Regions from separate parts of the Mus musculus genome. Here region 2 is linked to region 1. The links are chromatin contacts, found by Hi-C or POLR2A ChIA-PET in ENCODE. All regions are on one chromosome and are shown on one strand. The core of a region is the stretch at or near the end of the contact, and the rest is flanking DNA. Distances in the headings are between cores, read along the strand shown. Region 1 holds the start of Hsdl2 (hydroxysteroid dehydrogenase like 2). Region 2 holds the start of E130308A19Rik (RIKEN cDNA E130308A19 gene).

Region 1 (4,308 bases), core at 541-3,040:
AAAAAAGATTTATCTATTACTATTCATTAGTACACTGTAGCTGTCTTCAGATGCACCAGAAGAGAGTGTCAGACCTCACTATGGATGGTTGTGAGCCACCATGTGGTTGCTGGGATTTGAACTCAGGACCTTCGGAAGAGCAGTCAGTGCTCTTAACCGCTGAGCCATTTCACCAGCCCCGTTTACATTCAATTCAAACCAAAATAAAACAAAAGAATAATAATGGAAGCAAAGATAGAATAAAACACCACCAAGAAAAAGATAACAAACAGCTGGAAATGACTTAATATCCAACAATTGGAAACAGGTTAAGTACATAATGGTCTTCAATAATAGTTTGCAACCATTAAAGAGGACAAGGACAGGCTCATGCCTTTAATCTCAACTCTGGGGAGGCAGAGGCAGGAGGAACTCCCTGAGTTCAAGACCAGCCTGGTCTACAGAGAGAGTTCCAGGATAGCTAGGGCACAGACAAACCTTGTCTCAAAACAACAACAACAAACAAAACAAGAGGACAAAGACAAGCTGTGTGTACTGGAAACCTAAGTATGTGCCAAGACATGTCAGGTAAAAACAGCAAGCCCAAAATGGAGTTTGCTACTATTTTCTAAAAAGAAGGTATCCCTGTAAGGTATACAAAATATGTTGATAAGTACAAAAAATACAAACAGAAAGAAACTGGAGTTTTAAAGAGACTTATACCCTTTTGAACTATTTAAGTCTTTTAGCTGTCTATATGTGTCAAACTAATTACAGAATGGGCTTAACTTGTCACTCTGCTTAAGATAAACTTTATAGAACATAGTGGACCTACCTGAGTTCAGCAGGAACCAAGGGCAAGAAGAATCGGGAAGAACATTGTTTAATGGGTATTTGTTTTGATTTTGTAAAGTCCTGGTGACTGGCTGCACAATTGTGTCTCTATATAAGTGGGCTTGGGGGAGGGGGTGTAGACAAGGTTCTAACTCTGTAGCGTTTGCTGACAGAGTGAGCCTAGCACACTCACTATGTAGACCAGAACAGCCTCGAATCAATAGATCTTCTGACCCTGCTTCTGAGTGCTGGCATTAAAAGCAGGCGCCACCGCACCTGGCTAGGCTGGGATAAATATACTTCATTTTTAAGTAAAATAAATAAATAAACCCCTTACCAGAAATGTTCGTATTGTAACATTTTAACTCGCTACTAACTTGAAAACCATTTTCAAAACACCATTCTTCTATTATTCTACAATCAAGCATACAAACAGAAAATCTGAAGTCACTGTCTCAAGCGACCTTTCGCCTAGAAGATGAAAGCAACATTGTCACCAGGCCAAGCTAAAGGCGAGATGGGGCTACAACGGGTCGTCGGGGACACCTACGCTCGCGACCTTTCCCCGTGGAGTATCTGACACCACTGCCCCTTGCAGTGTACAACTTTTGAGTCTCAGTAGTACAGAACTTTGGGTTCTCGTGCATGCGCAGGTCCCAGCGACTCTATCTTTCCGCGAACCGGTGTTCCAGAGCGCGCGGCTCTGGGTTGCGCCGGCGACCTGCCGACTGGCCCCTGACCCCATCCCACCCCCGTCCTCTTACCCAGTGTTGGGCAGCATGACCTTCGCAGTTCAGAGAACTTGGTGGCAGTGGAACAGCAGCGAGCTGTGAGTGACAGGCGAACTTTCTCTCCGCATTTAGCCGCGCCCCGGGCCCCGCCCCGAGACCCGCTCGGGGACCGGCCCTCCTACAAGACCGAGATCCTACAAGACCGAGAGCTTACAAGACGGTGTGCGCCTGCGCACACCGGGCACTGGGCGGTTCTTCCCGCAGTTCTACAAACGACACCCAGGAAACCAACGCTCTGCGCAGGCGCTTTGGAGTACACCTCCGCCCCGCCCCTTTCCCGAGTCTGTAGGTGACAATCAGTTTCTCCTGTGGGCCACTGGCGTGTCTAGAGCATCATTACTACGTAGGCTTTTCCTCCTCAGCCTAGGTTCGGCGCATCGACGGCTCCCAGCCAGCCAGATGGCGGATTGAGGGGCGCTCCGGGGACTGACTTGAGGGTGCTGGGCGTCGTTTTCCCCTGTCTGTCCCCGAGCCAAGGCGCTCTCTCCGAAGAACACTTGTAGACATCTGAAAAATGCTTTTTGCAGAAGCCGGTCACTCTCATTTTCGCTGCCACTGAATCTAAATTTAGCCTGACCTCCAGTGTCTGGAGACAGGAGTTTCTGGAAGAGATCTTTGCAAAGGTCTCCCGCAAGCGTTCATCGTATGATCCGGGCCACAGAAATCAAGGTTGGAGAAGGAATCCTCAGTCCTGGAATGAATGCCGGAATGAGGTCGAGTCTGGGATTCAGTTTCGTTCTTGGAGTTATACCTAACTGAGCTACCCAGGAAATGAAATTGTTTTGTATTTTGTAGCGGGAGAAAAAGATGCTAACGAGGTTGTTATCTAAAGCTTAGTTCAGAAAACAACTTAAGACAGGTAGGTATATACTCTCCTAATTGTCAAACTTGCTGGATCTTTTGGAAGAGCAGCCAGTGCTCAGACAAGAGAAACCTGCACATCAAATCCTACACTCTCCTGACCCTGCGCAGCTAGAGCAGTTATTACTCCCTCCCTCTCCCTGACGATACCCCCACCCCCGCGGGGGGTGGGGAAAGGCAAATGCCAGCCTTGAGAACAAAAGAAAAGCAGCATACCCTAGCCTCCACGTCACTTAAACTCGACCCCTTTTGATTAACAACCAACATTTCTCACAGTGCAGATGGCTCCTTGCTGTTGAAGGAAACCGAAGCCAATACCCTTGAAATGATAATAGCCCACTCTTAGACTATGAAAAAGAGACAAACGTTCCCAGACAGCTGTGGCCGGTTGTAAACATATCAGAAGCGGTTCTGATAGCACAAGTTACTCTTCCCAGGTCAGAAAGGTACCTTTTCAGCTACACGGTTCTGCCCTGCTGTCTGAACAAATGTTATCAGGTTTAAAGGACAGCATTCCTTTACCCTCTCCTATATTGCCAACACAAAAACCCGCTTGCGGGTTTTTTTCTTTATAAACCCCCTTTACTTAGGCCTGGGGGTTCACTCTTTCCTGTTCTGTCAGGAAGGTTGGTGGCCCAAGCTCGAGCTTAAATAAAGACCCTCATGCGATTACAGTGGGGTATGATTCCTGGTCCTCTCCTTGGGATTTTTACAATCTGGGCACAACACTCTTAACCAGGGAACCATCTCTCTAGCCCTAATTAAATATTCAAATAAAAACGTATTATTAAACTGTGGCTGTTTACCCTTTTATCACCTTGACCATTAGCTATTGACACGTGAGTTTGTAACCTATAATAATGATTATTGATGATTCTAGAAGAGTGTACTTATTCAACAAATATTAGTACCTCTTAAGTGAGAAGAAACAGCAGGTAGAAAGGAACAAAATCTCTGTCCTTACCTAGGAGGTGTGAGTAGCCAGTTTGTCTTTGTAAATTCCAAATGTTTCAGAGAGATATGGACAGTTTAAAATGTTCCTTTGGCCCTTGACTGCTTTTACTGAATGGTCTGTATATTTGTCTGGTAGCAGTGAATTCTTTGGCTGAGAAGCACCTGAAAAATGTTCAACATCCTTAATCATCAGGGGAATGCAAACCAAAACAACCCTGAGATTCCACCTCACACCAGTCAGAATGGCTAAGTTCAAAAATTCAGGTGACAGCAGATGCTAGCAAGGATGTGGAGAAATGTGGGGCGTGGGTGTAGGGAAAGAGGGGCGAGGGAGAGAGCCCGCCTCGAACCAGAGTTCCTGTGTTCTGGGCGGGCAGATGGGCGGGCAGATGGGGGAGGACTGCCGTACCCTTTCCACGTGGCCCTGCATGGGTGTCTGGCTGTGTGGAGCCACTGATCCCAGCTAGGCGGGTGGTGGACAAGGGGCAGCCCCCATACCAGGTTCTCAGTCTCCGGCATCCCACACTGGATACAGCAGAGGAGATGAGAAAAGAATAGGGGCCCCAGGACAACACTCTCAGCCCCAGGGATACAAGAAGAGGGCAGAGGGAGAGAGGTTCCCACGCAGGCGAGTGTCCTTAGTCCAGTCCGTGGCTGGAGCACAGGAAGGCCGTCTGACGTGAAATTAGGCACAGTTCGTTAGGAGAGAGCCTATCCCATCATCCAAGCACAGTGAGCCTTGGTGAACAGAGACAGTCTATGGTTTTAGAGCTTTATTGTAGAAAGGCAGGGAGAAAGGAGAGAAGGTGGAAAGAGAGAGGGAGAGAGAGACCAGCCATGGCCAAGAGGAGGGAAGGGGGAAAGAGAGAGAAAGAGGAAAGGCTAGAGA
Region 2 (4,721 bases), core at 704-3,203, 45 kb before region 1:
TGATCAACTATGGTAGAGGAAACTGCTTCTAGATATTCTAGATATCAAGTGTGTATAAATGTATATAGTCTGATAACTTATAAAAATTCGGTATACAATATCATTAATCTAATGTAACTGGGGCAAGAATCTAGGGTAAATTTTCCTCTCACAAAAAAGTCACTATTTTAAGCATATTAAATTCTTTTATGAAAAAAATAGGGTACTTGAATAAAAGTACATTGAATTGTATTTTTTCTTAAAATTTTAACAACTTAATAGAAATTTAAGGAGCTTTCATACCATAGTATTTTTCCCTTCAAATTTAGATTTTCTTTTTAAAGGAATCTTCCATTTTCTCCAAATGGCTGTTTAGTGCTCCTCAAAACTATTAAAAACAAAAACCATTTCCCGGTAACAGTCAGACTTATGTATGTCAATATGAATTCTCACAGTAGACAAAAATAAAGTTTCTAAAAGTGAGGAACAAACAGATTAACATAGTGCATAACCCAATACCTACATAGAAACGTGAGTCTGTGAAATGAATTTTATGAATGCTTAATGTACTTCATTTATTATTTGATCATTTATGAACACATAGCAACTGTTCACGAAGTAAGCCAGCTAATCAAATAAGAAAAAACAGAGCTACTACCTTCCACCTTTCAAAACACTATATCTAACGTACAACAACCCTACCCTTGGTTTGTACGCATGTAAGGAATAAATGTATCATGTAAAATAAGGAAATACCGCTGGGAAAAATCACTTCTAACATCACGTTCTCTTCATATGCTATGAAAAAAAAAAAAATCTCCTATCTTAAAACGGAAAACAAAGGTTTTAGCCTGCATGGAAAGACTATCATTGTTTTACTCTCTAATGCAAGCCCTACCATAAAAGCTGTCACTACATGACACTCCAATTAACTGTTTAGTAGGTAGACTACTCTATCGGTGATAATCCTAAGGACCACAAGAAAAAACTTTACTCCACAACTTCAAAACAATTTCTTTAAAAATATTAAAAAAAAAAAAAATCAGCCATGTTCGATTTTCTCCATTTAAGTCACTGCCTGACCTTTAACATTTTAAATTAAAGTCAGCCGTAAGAAAACCACAAACATTTTTTGTTTGTCTGTTTGTTTGTTTGTTTGTTTCATCTGATGTGTTTGTTGCTGGTCAGCTCAACCTCCTCTCTCCAGGACACTAGGTTTCTTGATCTATTTGATAACAAACCCAAATCACTGTGCGCAGCCTCAGATTGGGGGGAGCTTTTGGGAGAAAGCCCTCCTCCGTTAGAAACAATAAATAAGGGAGCAAAGCGCCGCACGTTCCTTTACACGCCCCACACGCACCTCCCGGTACCTCCGGACAACCAAGCTAGTCCGGCAGAGCCCCGAGGTGTCTCAGACTCTGCAACTAGCTAGGCAGACCGTTCCTCCTCCGTCCCGCCCTCCTGCCCAGCTCGGGGGACGCCGGCGCACCGACAGTCCCCGCCAAGACGCCGCCGGCCGCGAACCGGTGCGCGCCCCGCTCTGCGCCCGCAGACCCCTCCGCCCCTAGCGCCCTCCCGCCTCGCTGGCCCGGAGCAGACAAAAGGAAGGTTCTGAGGGTCACGGCGCGGCCGCCCACACACAAAGAGGCCCCGCGCCCGCGTGCTCCCCAGCCCCGCGCGGGCTCTCACCCACCTGCAGGTGTCTGTGCGTCTGTCCATAGGAACGCGGGCGGTGGGGCCTGCGGGAGCCCGGCGGCCCGAGCTGGACGGGGAGGGACGGCGGGACGGAGGGCGGCAGCACCACAGCCGGAGGCCCCGGGGCCGGAGTCGGTGAACCGGGAAGGGCGCCCCACGGGCTGCGCGGCGGGTGACGGCGGTGGTGCGATGAGAGGGGGGGGCGCAGGCGCCAGCCTGGCTCGGCCACCGGCGCGCGCCGCTCCGTGCGCCCCGGGCTCCGCGCGCCCGGCTTGGAGCGCGGGGGCGGGGCCGCGCGGGGCGGGGCCGGAGAGGGGCGGGGCGGGGGCTCGGACCCCAGCTTCAGCCGGCACCGGAAGCGCTCCTCAGGCGGCGGGACCTACAGGAAGTGTGTAGCGACGCCCGCGGAAGGCGCTCGACCCGCGGCGCTCGCTGCCCTGAGGGGGCGCGGGCCAAGCTCCTGTCAGCGACGCGAGCAGCCCGGAGCCGGCCGAGCTCGGCCCCCGTCGCTCCGACAGGTACAGAACCCACGCACGGTCTGTGCCACTTTCCACGCGTGTCCGCTGTCCTGGCCTCCGCGCACTTCAGCCTAAACACTTGAAGTAAGCAGAGCTTGATCGCGTTAGAGGTGTGTGACACCTCAGACAGAGTTGTGCCGGGTGGCCTGGGACCCGCAGTGTACTTACTCCATAGTGTCCTAATGTCCCACCGCATCGCATCCACACACACATCTAATAAACTGGAGTTCCCAGGGAAAAAAATAAAGAATAGTGCAAGGTGTTAAAGATTCTACACGCCTTAATAATTTATTTATTGCCTACCCATCAAACTTAATACCCTCATGACCTTAGGAAACTCTTTAATATGTCTTTTTTAGCAGTGGCTAAAAAAGTGGTTAAGAGCACTGGCTGCTCTTCCAGAACACCAAGTTGATTCCCGGCAGTATCTCACAACAGTCTGGAGTTCAGTCCCCGCGGTACGACAGAGCGGTGCAGACGTACATGCTGGCAAAACGACCACTAATAATAATAGTAGTAGTAATAGTAAAAAGAAGGAAGAAATGTATTGTCAGCTGACCTCTAGCTTCCACTGATTCAAAAGCTACAAATCTCATCAGTACCTGAAACTTGTAAATTTGGCCCACTTTGCTGTAATCCACCAACCTGCAGGCCTTGCCATTTGGTAATTGCCTTGATTTTATGACTTCCTTTTTTCTGTAAATAATAATAATAATAATAATAAAAGCTAATGTAACTACTTCCACAGTGGAGCATGTCTTCCAGGGTAATCTGAATCCATGTTGCTGGCCATCATTTGTATTTGGCTCAAGAGTAGACTCACTGAGCTCAGAGCTGTACTTTGGCATCTACACATTCATCCCACCCCAGGAGTGGGGCCGTTGTAACAGCTAAAACTCTCAGAGGTGCTCTGATACACAAGGCACTAAAAGCTACCTACACAGCATGGCACCACTGAGACAAGGCTGTGTGTTTAAAAACCCCTTTCATAGCACCTCCCAGATATGTCTGTGCCAAGCACTTAGTAAGTTGTTAATTCAGTTAGTCCTAGGAACGCTACAAAACTGGTGCTACTAACATTACTATTCTATAGAAAATTTGATACAAAATGTAATTTTTTTTATGTGTGTGGGGGTTGTTCTGCTTGCATGGATATCTCTGTGCCAGAGATGCCCTCGGTGCCTTCCCAGGCCAGTAGAGGGTGTCAAATGTCCTGGAACTGTAATTCCAGATGGGTGTGAGCTCCCTCCCGGGTGTTGGGAATCAAACCCAGGTCCTCTGGAAGAGCAACTACTGAGCCATCTCTCCAGCCTCACATTTTCAGGTACCTACTGAGAAGTGATATTGCAGTTCATAAGATGGTTGTAGTTTTAGTTTTCAGAAACTGAGGCTTAGAGAAACTAAGAAATCTTGAGAACATAGTTTGTTATTGGAGCTCAGAGTCATCCACTGCTTCCAGGCTCCCTTTTCTCCTCACAGCACTGAGCCCTTTCCAAACCATGTCTAATGGTAGAAAGTCAGACTTAGAAATAACCTGATTAGCCTTAGGTACTATCCACATCTTGGTCTTACCCCTCCTGTGATAAGAAATCTCAATCATTCCTAGGTGAGAAATGAGAATGTGACAGATTGTAAATATAATTAGGCAGTGGTGACACACTTTTAACCCGGGCACTTGAGAGGCAGAGGCTAGCTACTGAGTTCCAGGATACCCAGGGCTACACAGAGAAACCCTGTTTCAAAAAAAACATTAAAAAATAAAAAGATTTAATATATTTAACATAACTATATACTAAAAGTGATTAAGAAACTAAATTTTATATTCTACTTTTGCCACAATTAACTGTATGTATTTGCTATTAAAAATGGTCATTCTATATACCAGTTTGTCGAACTTGTAGATTCCTTATCTGCAAAACAAGCAACAAGAAACCAAGCAATGAAAAGAAACTGCTACTGAAAACATTGTAAAACAGATATCTTTAGCTGTCTCATGGTGCTGGATAGTTTTATGTCAACTTCACACAAGCTGGGGTTGTCTAAGAGGAGGTAGCCTCAATTGAGATAATGCTTCCATAAGACCTGGCTGTAGGCAAGCTTGTAAGAAATGTTCTTAATTAGTGATTGATGTGGGAAGGTCCTGCCTACTATGGTGGTACCATCCCTGCTCTGGTGGTCCCAGGTTCTGGAGGAAAGCAGGCTGAACAAGCCACGGGGAGCAAGCCAGAAAGTATCACTCCTCCATGACATCTGCATCAGCTCCTGCCTCCGGATTCCTGCCCTGTGTGAGTTCCTGTCCTGACTTCCTTTAATAATAAACTGTGATGTGGAAATATAAGCCAAATTTAAGTGCCTTACTCCCCATCTTGCTTTTGGTGTTTCATCACAGCAGTAGTAACTCTAAATAAGACACTACTGGAAAGAGTTATTAAATAGAAAGGTGGTCCTGGTTAAACACCTCAGTGCCTCAACTGAGGCTGTTGATGAACCAGATTGTCTTGAGCAAAATCAGATTAAATTGGTTCCACC

What was found. A loop is a pair of places that touch in the nucleus more often than their neighbours do. ChIA-PET counts read pairs that join two places held with the same protein, here RNA polymerase II (POLR2A).
Region 2: a map of left cerebral cortex shows a loop between it and region 1 (6-fold over the local background). The contact joins the promoter of E130308A19Rik here to the promoter of Hsdl2 in region 1. A Hi-C loop is called at or near these places in 1 of 37 maps with a recorded cell type or tissue (left cerebral cortex). POLR2A ChIA-PET finds 5 or more read pairs at or near these places in 3 of 5 experiments (Patski and embryonic stem cell).

The regions. Positions count from the first base shown.
Region 1 is chr4:59,579,045-59,583,352 of GRCm38, reverse strand. Hsdl2 (hydroxysteroid dehydrogenase like 2) reads right to left here and starts at 1,790. Exons shown (of 11, transcript NM_024255.3): 1 at 1,578-1,790. The coding sequence starts at 1,594.
Region 2 is chr4:59,623,443-59,628,163 of GRCm38, reverse strand. It overlaps E130308A19Rik (RIKEN cDNA E130308A19 gene), which reads right to left and starts at 1,953. Exons shown (of 4, transcript NM_001015681.2): 1 at 1,673-1,953.